2 separate regions of the Mus musculus genome follow, and region 1 is linked to region 2. The links are chromatin loops, found by intact Hi-C in ENCODE. Cell type or tissue: gastrocnemius. All regions are shown on one strand.

What was found. Peaks named below come from ENCODE experiments on the same cell type or tissue, not always from the same donor. Only the 100,000 strongest peaks of a DNase experiment are listed, where the experiment ranks them.
Region 1: it touches region 2 in a loop (5-fold over the local background); 2 of 42 quality-filtered maps call a loop at or near these places.

Annotation. Positions count from the first base shown.
Region 1 is chr3:138,307,805-138,315,804 of GRCm38, forward strand. Adh6a (alcohol dehydrogenase 6A (class V)) reads left to right here and starts at 5,482. Exons shown (of 9, transcript NM_026945.1): 1 at 5,482-5,558. The coding sequence starts at 5,541. In gastrocnemius, a CTCF peak has its summit at 3,409 (motif pointing left); no DNase peak of the experiment used is centred here.
Region 2 is chr3:138,235,709-138,243,708 of GRCm38, forward strand. It overlaps 0610031O16Rik (RIKEN cDNA 0610031O16 gene), which reads right to left and starts at 3,955. Exons shown (of 3, transcript NR_045760.1): 1 at 3,781-3,955; 2 at 1,893-2,005. In gastrocnemius, a CTCF peak has its summit at 4,939 (motif pointing right); no DNase peak of the experiment used is centred here; H3K27ac peaks cover 1,915 bases.

The DNA of each region.
Region 1 (8,000 bases), 72 kb after region 2:
CACTTTGACTTTATGTACAGACATGCTTGTGAGCAAACTATTCACATGTATATCCTCAAAGCTCAGAAATGGGTTTTGCTGCTCCAAAGACCCCACGGCTTCTCCAGCTCCTTTACTTGTTTTGTTAGAAATTAATTTCATAACAAGGACAATTCAAGTCAGAGTGCCTAGGGGCCCTGACAAGATCCAAAGGCACAACAGGGTGGGCAAGAGCAGATAAACTGTGAGTTGTCCTCAGTTGTCTTGTCCAACTCTCCTTACATAAACACTAACAGGGAATTCTGGGTAAGGTAGAAAAATGAATGGCATAAAGGAATATCAAAGGCCTCAAATCTTGTCTGAGAAGACAGAAGGAAAGGGAATAAGGCAGTAGGCAGTGTGGTGGTGGTGGTGGTGTGTGTGTGTGTGTGTGTGTGTGTGTGTGTGCGTGCGCACACACAGGGGAGGTGATGACATCAGGGCTCCCTCACTCCTGTCTATCAGCTACAGCAAGCATCACTGCATTTTCAGCTAACATCTTCACATCCATTTATTTCTCTGCAAAGAATAGCCATAATCCAGGGCATTGGCACGAGGATCAAACTATTCTCCTCGCTGAAGCAAACAGGCACATAGGAAAGACTGGTGAGCATGGGCTGTTAGCACTACCTATTCTGTACCTTTCATGTACCATTTAAAGGGCACCTTTGGATAAAAGTAGGAATAAGACTTTGGAAGATATAGTCCAGATTTGTGGGTCGTCACATGGGAACACGCCTTTACTCGGAACCCCAGTCTCTGTATCTGTAAGGCCCAGGATTGTTATTTTTTAATCAGTTTCAAAACGTGACAGAAAGAGCTCTTTGCAGGTTGTGCTATGAATAAATTGGCAAAAGTCAATCAGCTCCTTCAGACACTTCTGGGCACACTGAGCCCCGTCAACCCCACCCCCATGGGAATGCTTCAGTTGCATTGTGACATGGAAGTAGGAAGTGACATGACTTGACATATTTCACTGATGCTCAAAGCATCTAAGTCAAATTAACTGCTAGACGCGGTCACCATGCAAGTTCTCGAAGGAGGGATTCAAACCTAACACAGAGAGGAAGAGGAAGAGAAAGAAGAAGAGGAAGAGAAAGAAAAGGAGGAAGAACATGGTGCCATTTGGTTTTGACTTTTGGGTCTCTAAACTCCAATTTAACCCAGAGGACAGTGTTTCCATCAGAGACCGCGTGTGCGCGCAGGGTTGGGTGAGCTGTAAACACAGAACAAAACCTGCCCCTGAACCATTGGGGAAGTGAACAGAGGGTGGCAGACTTGGAGAGAGAGAGAGGGAAGCATCCTCCAGTTGGACAGAGAAAAGAAGCAGAGAAACTATAAAAAATATTGAGACTGATCACATAATGGTTTGGTTGAAGCAAAAAATGGGACCCAGCAGTGCAGTGGTTTGAATACAGCCAAGCCTCCAGAGATGAGCCGGTTCAGTCCCTAAGGTTTCCTGGTAATGGCAGCCTGGGTGAGAAATGGAACTTGACTACAACAGCTAGAAGTGAGATCTGAGGCCATCAGGGTAGAATTTCCATGCTTGAATCCTGATAACATTGTAAGGAGAAGGTGACATTCAGACAGCAAATACATATCTGCCCCCTCTTTGATGTGATACATATGGCTCAGCAGATAGGAGGGTGAGGAGAAGAGCCGGTGGGGTAGGCCTTTCTCATGCAGATCACGGCAAAAATAGACCTCTTTTCTCTCTAAACAAACTCGTCACATGGCTTTTATTATAGTAACGGAAAGCTAGGTAAAGCAAGGACAAACTTAGACTGTATAAGCATATGCTGTATGCTTTATTGACATGTAGGGAAGCTAGAGCTATATTGACATAAACTGTACGTAAGTAACAACTCCTAGGACTGCATTAGAAAACACCAGGAATATACATCTTTGAATAAGAATTATAACAGCTTGAAATTCAACTTAATCTCATTATTTTATTGTTTTAACTATGTGCCTTTTTATTGCTTCTTTCTTACTAAAATACTTCATTGATTCTATAAGCCAGTGGTTATTTTGCCTCGTATCAATTGAGCATTGCATTACTTTCCAAGAGTTATGCAAAAGTTGCTTCTACAAACGTGTCTCCTCACGCGGACCTCTCTACACCTTGGCACACTATCTTCTGGAAAGGACACCGTGTACATTGATATGCGGTGCAGAGTAATCAGACTTGGCCTCATCTATTTGCATCTACAGGAAAGGCAGGCTTTCAAAGCAAGGCTTGGCCTTTGGTTGTCTTCAGTGAGCGAGAACTGGCTGAATTGCTCTGAGCACCCCGCCCATTCTCACCTTCTCAGAGGCATCCACATAGCTGCCCGTGATGCTTGCCAAGTTCTTACCCAACCCCACAGGTTTTTCTAGACTTCACAGGGGCAAGAGAACACCTGATCCTTGTGAAGAGAGGACAGCCTTCCTTGCATTTTGTGCACTTAAGAGGAGAGAGATAAGAACTCTCTGAATGAAGTTGTTAAATTTAAAAATCGGGTGTTTTCTCCATGGCTGTATTCCCCACCACAGGGCAGAAAGCAAGTCGGTGCTGAGGAGGAATGAAATGAATGCTCTGAGAGACACGGTAGTGATGCTGATGGTGATGATGATAATGGCGATAAATACTTACACAGAGACCTACTACGTATGAGGCAGGATACTGAGTACCTGTGTATGATAACTGACTTGGTGCTTGGGGGAAAACCGAGGAGGTGAGGTTACTTGGTTATATTAGCTAATATAACATCATCCCTTCATTGAGAGGAAACCTGGTGTTGTAGTTCTTATGTCTTAATAAGTTGGAGAAGAAGGTAAGATTTGGACCCAGGTCTGTTAGCACTGGCATGGCACTCCTAACTACCTTACTCTCACACCAGAGAGCGGAAGTCCTGTCAAAGCCAAACGGGTTCAACTCCCAGGGGCATTTGTGACCTTGCCTTTCAGCGTGCATCCCTTCTAAGGTTCCTGTGAGCCAAACACTTTGTTTTTTCCCCTAAGTTTATTGCTGCTGGGAACAACTTGACTAAACTTGACAGAAACCCAGTCCCGGAAATCACTGGCTCGTTGGCACTTATCAAAGGAGCACACTGACTGGGCCGGGAGCACACTGGCTGGGCGGGGTCGGAGGGAGCTGTCAGGAGTCCACCTTGAGTACCAAGACTCCTGGCGTCATCTCTTAGGATTCTGAACCTTGTGCCCAGTCGAGCTCTAAAGTTAGAACATTTGGTAGGAAAAAAAAAAAAGTAAAGACTAAAAATTTCCCAGGTGGGGCTGGAGAGCCGCCTCCATGGTTAAGAACCCTGGTTGTTTTTCCAGAGGACCCGCATTCTATTCCAGCCCCCAATGGTGGCTCACAACCCTCACAACTACAGTTCATGGGGATCTGGTGCCCTCTTCTGGCCTCCAAGCGTACCAAGCACTCATATAAATAGAAAGACACGCAGGCAGGCAAAACACCCATACATATACAGATTCTTAAAAACAAAAAGCTGAGACAAAAGGATGGACCATCTAGAGACTGCCACATCCAGGGGTCCATCCCATAATTAGCCTCCAAACGATGACACCATTGCAGACACTAGCAAGCCTCTGTTGCAAGGACCGTGATATAGCCGTCTCTTGTGAGACTAGGCCGGGGCCTAGCAAACACAGAAGTGGATGCTCACAGTCAGCTATTGGATGGATCACAGGGCCCCCAATGGAGGAGCTAGAGAAAGTATCCAAGGAGCTAAAGAGATCTGCAACCCTATCGGTGGAACAACAATATGAACTAACCAGTACCCCCGGAGCTCTTGACTCTAGCTGCATATGTATCAAAAGATGGCCTAGTCGGCCATCACTGGAAAGAGAGGCCCATTGGTCAGGCAAATTTTATATGCCCCAGTACAGGGGAACGCCAGGGCCAAAAAAATAGGAATGGGTGGGTAGGGGAGTTGGGGGGGAGGGTGTGGGGGGCTTTTGGGATAGCATTGGAAATGTAATTGAGGAAAATACGTAATAATAAAAAAAAAAGAAAGAAAAAACCTTAAAGTTCCAGGTGGTGTCACAAAACCCAGCAAGACCCCTATAGGGTGGAATATAGGGTGGAAAGCTCACATCTGGACACTGCCTCAAGGTGTGGCCTTTCTTAGTAGGCTGCTGCCAATCACATGGAACTTTACTGAACAGGGTCAATATGTCAATATGTAGGACCAAAGAGGAGGAACAAGGATGCAGAAGCTGTAAGAATGGAGACACTTACAAAAGGCCCTTTACTGAGTAGGTTTCCGTCTCTCCCTCCTGAAAAGTCTTTCTTGGACCATTTCTAGGTATATGAAGATGATGCTTCCCCACTTAAACCGCTGTCATCACGATGCCTGCCTAAAAGTATCCTTTAGGTCAGATTTTACGGCAGATAAACCAGACTTCTCTGCCCTAATCCCAGCTCTGGCCCAGGAGGAAAAGGCGGGTCCTGAGATCTTCTGAGTAGGATGTTCAGATTGATCTCTTGCTAGAACATCTCCACACCTAGAAACCTGTAACTGCCTCTACAGACTTCTGTCCCCAGTGGCTCTCTCAGCCCTGCTTCCTGAGACTGAGCCCCACAGTATAGCAGTGGTGCACCTTGAGAATAACAGGCTCTAGGTATTAGCGAAGAGATGACAACGGGGGCCTCATCACAGAAGTTCCCGGAGCATGCTGGGAATATAGGATTTCCAGATGTGAACGGGAGGCAAACACAGCAGCAGCCAGACCTTGCCCGCAGTTGGATTATGACCGCCTGCTCTCATGTTTTCAGTTTTCTGTTCACAAACTTTGAACATCTCTCCCTGCCCCCATCATCAGCATGGCCTCCTTATTTCACTTCACCTTGATTGACTTGGCCACCTGTTTTGGATCCACACCCATTTCCTGCTTTTATGTAAGCTCCCCCCCAACAGCCACAGTTTGACCTGTGTGAGACTCTTTCATAACCTGTGACTTCATCTTCAGCATTCCTCATTGGCACAATGCATTTCTCAGGTTAAATTATCATTCATAGGGATGCTTGTACATTTTCATTCCTCTGACTACAGGCAACCCAGGCTTAAAAGGTATTTGTTGTTCGTTTGGCAATAGCATCTATCTAATTGCCCTTCCAGAAACCCTGTTGGCTGATTAGCAGGCGCTGTCTGGCGTGTTCCTTCTATGCATGTCTTCCTGCAGTGTCTCTTAGCCCCATTGCCTCCGCCTCCTCTTCAGGCTGACTCTGCCCCACCTTGGCTGTCAATCTCCTCCTTCATTGTCCTTTCCTGGTCTTCTGTCCCCTCATACCATGGCTGTCACTCTATTTCCTCCTTTATTGTCCTTAGCTGATCTTTCATTCCTTCCAGCCCTCCACTTGCCCTTCTGGTAGTCTCTATCTTGATAGGGTAATTACTTTTAATGGCTTTCGGTTTCATGAACCCTATAAATACTTGGCCCAAGTTTCTAAGCTTCAGAGTCAAAGCTTATTCAGAGAAACCACAAAGGACACACACGAAACCAGGAAAGTCACCATGAATACCCTGGGAAAGGTAAGTGAGCTGCTCTGTGATGGCCCCATGTCACCTTCAGATTCTGTGCTCTCTGAACAGATTATTGTCAAGTTTTTTTTTAATTTTTTATTAGGTATCTTCCTCATTTACATTTCCAATGCTATCCCAAAAGTCCCCCATACCCACCCCCCCAACTCCCCTACCCACCCACTCCCCCTTTTTGGCCCTGGCGTTCCCCTGTACTGGGGCATATAAAGTTTGCAAGTCCAATGGGCCTCTCTTTCCAGTGATGGCCGACTAGGCCATCTTTTGATACATATGCAGCTAGAGACAAGAGCTCCGGGGTACTGGTTAGTTCATATTGTTGATCCACCTATAGGGTTGCAGATCCCTTTAGCTCCTTGGGTACTTTCTCTAGCTCCTCCATTGGGGGCCCTGTGATCCATCCAATAGCTGACTGTGATCATCCACTTCTGTGTTTGCTAGGCCCCGGCATAGTCTCACAAGAGACAGCTACATCTGGGTCCTTTCAGCAAAATCTTGCTAGTGTATGCAATGGTGTCAGCGTTTGGAAGCTGATTATGGGATGGATCCCTGGATATGGCAATCACTAGATGGTCCATCCTTTCGTCACAGCTCCAAATTTTGTCTCTGTAACTCCTTCCATGGGTGTTTTGTTCCCAATTCTAAGAAGGGGCAAAGTGTCCACACTTTGGTCTTCGTTCTTTTTGAGTTTCGTGCGTTTAGCAAATTGTATCTTCTATCTTGGGTATCCTAAGTTTCTGGCCTAATATCCACTTATCAGTGAGTACATATTGTGTGAGTTCCTTTGTGATTAGGTTACCTCACTCAGGATGATGCCCTCCAGGTCCATCCATTTGCCTAGGAATTTCATAAATTCATTCTTTTTAATAGCTGAGTAGTACTCCATTGTGTAAATGTACCACATTTTGTGTATCCATTCCTCTGTTGAGGGGCATCTGGGTTCTTTCCAGCTTCTGGCTATTATAAGTAAGGCTGCTATGAACATAGTGGACCATGTGTCCTTCTTACCGGTTGGAACATCTTCTGGATATATGCCCAGAAGAGGTATTGCGGGATCCTCCAGTAGTACTATGTCCAATTTCCTGAGGAACCGCCAGACTGATTTCCAGAGTGGTTGTACAAGCTTGCAATCCCACCAACAATAGAGGAGTGTTCCTCTTTCTCCACATCCTCGCCAGCATCTGCTGTCACCTGAATTTTTGATCTTAGCCATTCTGACTGGTGTGAGGTGTAATCTCAGGGTTGTTTTGATTTGCATTTCCCTGATGATTAAGGATGTTGAACATTTTTTCAGGTGCTTCTCTGTCATTCGGTATTCCTCAGGTGAGAATTCTTTGTTTAGCTCTGAGCCCCATTTTTTAAAGGGGTTATTTGATTTTCTGAAGTCCACCTTCTTGAGTTCTTTATATATATTGGATATTAGACCCCTATTCGATTTGGGATAGGTAAAGATCCTTTCCCAATCTGTTGGTGGTCTTTTTGTCTTATTGACAGTGTCTTTTGCCTTGCAGAAGCTTTGCAACTTTATGAGGTCCCATTTATCAATTTTCGATCTTACAGCACAAGCCATTGCTGTTCTATTCAGGAATTTTTCCCCTGTACCCATATCTTCGAGGCTTTTCCCTACTTTCTCCTCTCTAAGTTTCAGTGTCTCTGGTTTTATGTGGAGTTCCTTAATCCACTTAGATTTGACCTTAGTACAAGGAGATAGGAATGGATCAATTCACATTCTTTTACATGATAACCGCCAGTTGTGCCAGCACCATTTGTTGAAAATGCTGTCTTTTTTCCACTGGATGGTTTTTAGCTCCCTTGTCAAAGATCAAGTGACCATAGGTGTGTGGGTTCATTTCTGGGTCTTCGATTCTATTCCATTGGTCTACTTGTCTGTCTCTATACCAGTACCATGCAGTTTTTATCACAATTGCTCTGTAGTACAGCTTTAGGTCAGGCATGGTGATTCCACCAGAGGTGCTTTTATCCTTGAGAAGAGTTTTTGCTATCCTAGGTTTTTTGTTATTCCAGATGAATTTGCAGATTGCCCTTTCTAATTCGTTGAAGAATTGAGTTGGAATTTTGATGGGAATTGCATTGAATCTGTAGATTGCTTTTGGCAAGATAGCCATTTTTACAATGTTGATCCTGCCAATCCATGAGCATGGGAGATCTTTCCATCTTCTGAGATCTTCTTTAATTTCTTTCTTCAGAGACTTGAAGTTCTTATCATACAGATCTTTCACTTCCTTAGTTAGAGTCACGCCAAGGTATTTTATATTATTTGTGACTATTGAGAAGGGTGTTGTTTCCCTAATTTCTTTCTCAGCCTGTTTATCCTTTGTGTACAGAAAGGCCATTGACTTGTTTGAGTTAATTTTATATCCAGCTACTTCATTGAAGCTGTTTATCAGGCTTAGGAGTTCTCTGGTGGAATTTTTA
Region 2 (8,000 bases):
TGGAGAGACTGTAAGAGTCAGAGGTGGTGGATGACCCCACGGAAAGAGCATCTTCCACATACAGTGCAGCTGATGTACATATGAACTCACAGAGACCATGATAGCATGGACAAGAGCTACACAAGTTCAAACCAGACAAAACTCCAGCATAGTTAAGAGTAAATGGACATAAAGCCCCAACCCCAACCATGATGTTATTTCAAAGTTGATACCTTCTGGGGGAAGGAACACCCATTTTCTCTAATGTAGTGGAACCGGGTATGTAGTGGCATCTTCAGAGCAGGTCTCATGCTCAGGAGCCACTGGCCACCACAAAAGACTCTCCCTGTTTCTTTATGTGCTGTTTGTGTGTGTGTGTGTGTGTGTGTGTGTGTGTGTGTGTAGTTTCTATTTCTTTTTTTCATTAGTATTTTTTTTTTGAGAGAGAGAGAGAAACCACGAAGCTGAGTGGGTAGGGAGGGTGTGCATGTGAGAGAAGATGGGGAAAGGGAGAGAATATGAACAACTATAGAAAAAATTAAAAACAACACTTTTTTAAAATAAAAAGATAAACAAACTAAGTGTGTGAACATTCCATCAGAGATAGGTGAAAGGCTCTCTGAGGAGCCATGGACAATACATGATTTGCTAGGGGAAGTAGAGCCAGCCTTCTTTCAATGCATTTCTCCATCAGTTTGTTTCTTAATCTCTCAGAATTGGGTTGCCTTCACAAAGAAGAGCAAGACTCCTGTTACACGATCAGCCCTATGTTTCAACGGTCCTTCCATCTTTCTCACATTGCCAGACACGCTCTAAGCCATGAGGAAGTGATGGATCTCCCAATGATTGATCCCCTGTGTGTGTCAAGTTGTAGAAAGATTGTTCTTCTCGCTCTGTCTTTAAAGGGGACCTAGTAGAAGATTCTGTGTTCAGTGGATGCTGTGCAAATATTTGTGTTCATTCAACCACAGACTGAACGGATTATTTGTTCCTGACCGGGTCATTTCATGCTCAGAAAACACGTTATCAGATTTGTCAAGGAACTGAACAAGGCATTTTCTTGGCAACTGCTCCTTCAGCTGTCCAGCCATCTTACATTTTCATCTCATTTGCAGTGACCGAATAAGGATTTCATTTGAGGTTTAAGACAGTACTACTAATAATGCTCACCTGACTTTGCAGTTATATATTTGAAAAACCGTAAGAGTAGTGTTTTAACATTGCTGTCTTAAGCTGCCATGAAAACGTTGGCAAAGAACCATAGAATTATACAACTCCCTGGCATTCATCAAATGCAGTTATTCAACCAGTGAGACCTGTTATAAAACAAACTTTCCCATATAGCAAACAAGTTGAGAAGTCGTGTGAACACTATAGATTATGGGTCCAGCCAAAGCCTCACACGATGGGGATGTTCCAGGAAGCCCAGTTTGTTCCACCTCCACCTCCAACAGAAGCCCGCAGCGACTGCTTACTGTGCCCACCCCACCACCCCTCAAACATAACCCCAACTCTCAGACACTCTGATGGCAGTAAGAGCTTTCTAGCTTCCCCTTATTTCTAAAACGGAAGTCAAGAAATATGTTCTGGGGAATAAAAACGAAGTAGACATTTGTCTAAGTCCAAAAGGAAATCTCAAGAGCATTAGTGTGATGGAGGACTAAACCCCTCAGACAAAATGACAAGAGGTCTCAATGCTAGGGTGCTGGTCCTGACACTATGTTGAGCCCCATTTTACTCCTGTTACCTAAAGGGTGTTTGGCCTGCCAGAGTTCTGATTCTAATTTGGACTATTGTCCCTTTTTAAAAAAATGTGTGTGTGTCCACACCTGCCATGGTAAGTTTGTGCAGAGGCCTCTGGTGTCAGCCCTCACCTTCCCCCTTGAGACAGGGTTCAACACAGGATAACTTACCTGTAAACAGGGATTAGAGCCATGCACCACCACACTCAGGTTTAGGTGGATTCTCGAAGTTTTGAGACTCCAATCCCCATGCTTGCATGCTGAGCCACCTCTCTTTGTTGTCCCTTTGTGGGAAAACAAAAACAACCACAATAAACAACAATAACAAGAAACAACAACAAAAACCCAACTCCCGTCTTGTTTGAAGAACAACGGCTCTCATCTTTTCTACAAGTTCCTTCAAGTTGCTAACTTAGGCGGAATAGCTGATTGGTTTAATAGCTGTCAAGATGACTACTACATCACAAGATCAGTCAGTCTATGGCTAGCATACTGAGGATGTGCACAGAGGCAGGGACACTGAGGACTTTTAGAGGGACAGTGAGACTTTGTTTCTCAGTGTCAGTGCACTAGACATTATCTTCAGGAACAGAGAGAGACTGTAAAAGGGAAAATAGCTAATCATGTCTTGAAATATCTCCACTCCACTCAGGAAACCTCGAACGAAGCATGCTCTCTTTGACCTTTAATCCAGTTTCTACTCCTTTTCAAGATTTGCACAAGTGAAGTCACTGAGAGTACTTTGCCCCGAGGATAGCGTGATGCTGTGACCTAACCTATCTGATCGAATCCAAACCTGGTAGAAACCACACCCTAAATGCTCAAGGGTGATTCAGCTTAGCCCTTCATTCTCCCCTACAGTTTCCTATTTCCTGAGTTCTCACATGTGTGGCCCGAGCGCCTGGGCTCACCCAGACAGAAAATCTGGGGGCCATGTTGATTGTGTCGTCCATTTCCACATCTCACGGATCCCAGGAGAATGAACCAATCAGTCCCCTCTTTCTCGTCTTCCTCTCCTCCCTGTACCTCTCCCCCAGATTCCTGCGACCTCATGCACATAATGCCTCCTGTGGAATAGATCTGGACTAGCTAATCACAGTGCTCCTCTTTTTCTCCTCTTAAAAATAACAAAAAAGGGTATTTTCATTCATTCATTCATTCATTCAAAGAGCAAAGGAGGAGGCAGAACCAAAGTCTTCCCAACATCTTTTCCCTCCCGGACCCTCAAAGTATGAGGTGGCCTGATCAATGTACACCATGCCTGAGTGAGGGACATTGATGACTGTTCATATGGAAGTGGAAGGAACAGGATGTCTCCTGAAAGGGTCTCAGGAATGCCACCACAGGTGTGCCTAGAGGCCAGGGCTCAGAGTCCCTCTACCTCTCCTCCCTGCTATCAGAGCAGAATCTCTTTCTTACTCTTCTCTGGCCTCTCTGTCCCTCCGTCACAGAGGACAGTGAGTTATGTTAGTCAACTGTCGCATGCAGTTTAACCTCCCTGAGGAGCTGGCTCTAGAGGCAGGGTGGAAACCCCCCATTAAGATCCAGGCATGATTATCCTATAGAGTGTCCTCTGAGATCCTTTCTCCAGCGGGCTGGCCCCTGACCCTTGTGAGAAAGGGAACAGAAAACTGAAAAATTGTTTGAAGTGAAGATATTCATGTCCGTAAGACCAAAGAGTGTAATGTGGGAGTCAAAACCCTGGCCCAGAACACAGCGGGGAGCCAAACACTCCCAGACAGCCCAGACACCCTCCCAACGCAAAAGACTCAGCCGCAGTTTGTTAAAATACCTGTGGTGGTGGTGGGTGGGGGCTGAAGAGATGGCTCAACAATTAAGAGAATACACTTCTCTTCCAGAGAGTCTGTCTGAGTTCAATTTCTAGCACCTATGCCAGGTGGCTCAAACTCCAGCTCCATAGGATTTTGTCCCTCTCTCCTGGCCTCTAGCTAGAGGCCCAGGGCACACGGCAGATCTACATACATATTCACACATTAAAATAAACTCTTTTAAAATATGTGAACTTCCTGTGGCAGGAAGAACTAGTTTGAAGTCTCACCCAGAAGAAGATAGCTGTTTGGGACTCTAAGTCAGTCGCACTGGCTGACTGTTGCTTTCCCCAGTGGTTTCTGCTGGTCGGTGTGTCTGTTCAGAAGTCCGTCTGTCTTTCTGTTGTTCACTGAGTTAGCCTTTCATCCCTGCTGGTTGTGCTTGGCGAGCTCACTCCTTCACTCTCTGTACGAGACTAACACTGAATTAATAACTAAACGATTATTTAGTGACACAGGGTCAGTGAATAATCTGGGCTCACCTGGAACTCACTATGTTGTCAAGGATGGCCTCTAACTTCTGATTCATGCTATACTGGGAATAAAATCCAGGATTTTGTGCACACTAGGCCAGCAGTCCACTAACTCAGCTACTTTCCCAATCCCTATTATGGTATTCTTAGATTTCTTGAGCTTTAAAAAATAAGTTAACTTAGTATTCACCAAAAACAAAAGTCAAAACCATCCAGAGCCATTGCGTATGACTTACAGTTTGTGTAGCTAATTTTCACTATCCTTTTGAAAACTGCCAATCACTCAGTGTAAATTCTGCTATCCTGTTATCTTCAACCAACTTAAGGTACGGTGAGAACTTGGGGAAACCCCATGGTCTGCCTCTTGTCTTGTCCCTAAGATGTATTTCTACAATCTTCCCTAAGCTAAGCAACTGAAAGGCAACCCCAAACACATTGCTCCTTTGATTAGAAGGTGTTCAGAGACTCCATTTTTTCCCTCTGGGTTTCTTAACAGAACTGGAGCCCCTTGCACCAGCTGAATAACTTCTCTCTGCCTCTGCACCAACGTTGTCTGCTTAGCACGTGTTAAAGAAAAATGCTTGCGGCTGTGGCACTAACCCCACAGGGACATCTTCTCTTTCGTTGGATTCCCTCTGTAAGTCCTCCTGTGATCTCCGTTCATGCTACCCTCCCTGCCACCAATAATTTCTGCTCCTCCTTTAGGGGTCAGCTTAGTCCTTTTAAGGATATCTATTCTGACCCCAGTCATGGGCTCTCCAGTACCCGGATGTGATTCGGCCATCATGTGTACCACGGCTTACTTTACTTTTATGTCCCTGCTGTTCCTTCACAGGACTAGTCACCTGTCACCAGCTGCTGGAACAAGAAGTGACATCTATCAGGTCTGAAGTACATGTGAACATGAAAGACTAGTTTCTTCTCCAGAATTTCTAAAAAACCAGAAGGTGGCAGTATAGAGCTCTCTCTCTCTCTCTGTGTGTGTGTGTGTGTGTGTGTGTGTGTGTGTGTGTGTGTGTGTGTGTGTGTGTGCAAATTGGCCAGTTAGTTAATCTAGGAAGAAAGGCAGAAAATTCTCTCTCTCTCTCTCTCTCTCTCTCTCTCTCTCTCTCTCTCTCTCTCTCTCTCTCTCTCACACACACACACACACACACACACACACACACACACACACACACACACACACATTGGGATAAACTTTCAACTGAGCCTTGTTTTTCTTTCCCAGTAGAGTTCAGGAAAAAGAATCCTGGGGGAAATTTTGTGCTCAACAGAAACACCACACCCAGAAATACTGGACCGATGGAGCACCCTATAAAACACACAGCCTCTCATTTTGTTCATGTATTGCCTGTAAACCGCTCCCCAAATGGTCTGTTCGGCCCATAAACCACTGTCGAGTTTACAGACAATTTCATGGACTGAGGGATTAATGGGGGGAAGTGTTTACCCCTCCGCTGTGATTCCACACCCCTCTTTCAGTTCAACTCCACCCCTACCCCACATCAGTGGCCTAATCAGTCCAGTACACCATTCACCCCTAGGTTCTAAAAAAAAAAAAAAAAAAAAAAAATCCAGGCAGAAAGCAGGGCTTTTAGTTCAGCAATGCCTGGCTTCTGCTTTGTGGGTGCTTCTCAGTTTATGTTCTCACTGCCCACCCCCACCTTCACCAGCACCACCCAGTGAAGTCCTAAGAGGACAGGCCAGAAACCTGAGTTTTCACGAGATAACTGTCTGCAGCCAGAGCTAAGGATTAGCACCCCGAAAACCGGAAGGAACTCTGAGTCAGGTACCCAGCAGGGCTGCCAGGACAAACTGAAAACAGTTTAATGAGTTTTTTTTTTCTATGTGGAGTCAAGGTCAGTCACACAAACGGGATGATAAAGGTTCTGGGGTCCTGTGATAAAGGGATACAAGGTCCGAAGGGCAAAGGGAAGGGAAGAGAATTATCAACCTCTGGCAAGTGCCAGAGCCACCTGCCAGGGGTAGAGGCCAGCTGGGAGAGAATTGCTATTCAGACCGTTGACCAGTCAAAAGCCAGATGTACTCCATGAAACCTGAAAGGTCTCCTTTCTATGATGAGCAGTGAGGTTGTGTTTTCAGGTATCACTTCTGCAGACTGTCAGTTATGAGAGAGTCACCGCAACCTCTTCTTCTTTCATTGTGATAGAACCCCACATGAACTTGAGGTCATGTAAAGTAATAACCTTTCCCCCTCATTATTATAAACACAAATTTTCCTTAATGCTGGTTAGCAAAAACAAAACAAAACGACAACACAATAAAGACAAAAACAAAACACCTGTTACTAGACTGAGTTCAGGCTACCCAGCTAAAAGCAGTTTAATCTCTTTATTACCCTGTAAACTAGACTAACCCCGGGACGTGTGAGCATATGAAAACCACACAGGCTTGCTCTCTGACCAAGAAGGAAGCCTTAGGATTTTAATGAGCTGTATTCTACAGGGAAATTAGAACCGATGTGTAATTTGCAATTCACTTTGGCAGCCTTCCCTTCTCTAATAGAAAGATACGATGCATAAGTACGCAAATGAGTTTGGGATTTTGAAGAGGCAGATGACCAGGATTAACGGCTCCACGCTCTCACCAAGGACACCCTCTACAAAACACACTTGGGACCCTTACCCAGCAGGCATTGGGCTTCACGCCATCTCAAAAACCACTCACACTCCCCTGTGTGCATCTTTCTGTTTCTCTACCTAGCCCCCAGGTTCTTTCTCTGAAAAGTGTAAGCCAACGGTTTTGTTCTCTGACACCGTGGGAGTGGGGTATGCGCCTGTGTGCACATGCACACACTGGAGGTGGATGTTGGACGTCTTCCTCTACCACGTTCACCTTCATTTTGAGGCATCCCCTCTCATGGAACCTGAAGCTGCCTATTTTCTCTATGCTGGTCGGCCAGCAAGCTCCTAGGATCTGCCTTTTTCTGCTCCCCAGTGCCAGGCCTACAGGCAAATGTAGCCATGCTGGCTTTAAGGCAGAGGCTGGGAACTTAAAGTCGTCTTGTGTTCACACCAAGCACTCTCATCCACTGAGACATCAAGCCCTGAAGATTGACACTGCTATGGCAATCACTTTGAGTGTTAGTTTGGAGGCAAGTATTTCTTTCCCTATTTCTCTTTCTCTTTTTCTTTTAGATAAATATTTTATATGAAATCTTTCAGGTTTTGGGGCCAATTGAGGCTGGCTATGTTCAATTGTCAAAGGCTTATAGCTTGTACAGGCTCAGTGTCAGGTAATGTTGACATTGAAGTCTATTTTGGGTCTAGTACTGGATGGTTCCTCTCTTGGACCTCATAGCTACAAGCCATCTTAGAGACGGCCAGGAACAAAGTGCTTTGAATCACTAACCATTAACCTTAAAGTCCAGGGAGCCCTGTGTATGATTAGCTCAGCTCTTGGCTACCAAAGGCTTAAAAAATACGAGAAACCATCAGGACGCATTTGGTTCTGTTTCAGCAATTATTGCAATCGGAGGGTTTGTTCTTCCAGTTAGGAATGCTTTACGTGAAGTCTTGAGTTCTCTCTGGGGAAGTGAATGAATGTGGGATTTAAAACACCCTTGTCGGCCTTTTTATACTTTTCTAGAACAAAGTCACACTCCATTTCAGGAGCAGAGAAAGGAGTGTTTGAAGGTGGTGCAATGCTCTCACTGAACTCGGGACTCACCTAGGGGCCCTTGCCTTGGTCACTGTAGACTCAAGCTGTTGACTGGGTAGGGAAATGGCTGTCTTGGCCCTTTGGTCTCAGTTTCTTAACCACTCAGTGAAAAGGACTGTAGTAGAAGTTGGAAGGGGAATTTGTTCCTTAGGGCTTTATGTAGACAAGAGAACTTGCCTTCTTCCCATCACTGGAACATTGCTTTGACTAAGAAAGGAAAAATTTCTTATGACCAGTGTTGGCATCAGGACCTCCCAAACCTATGACATCACATAGGTGACAGCTCTCGGCCTGAT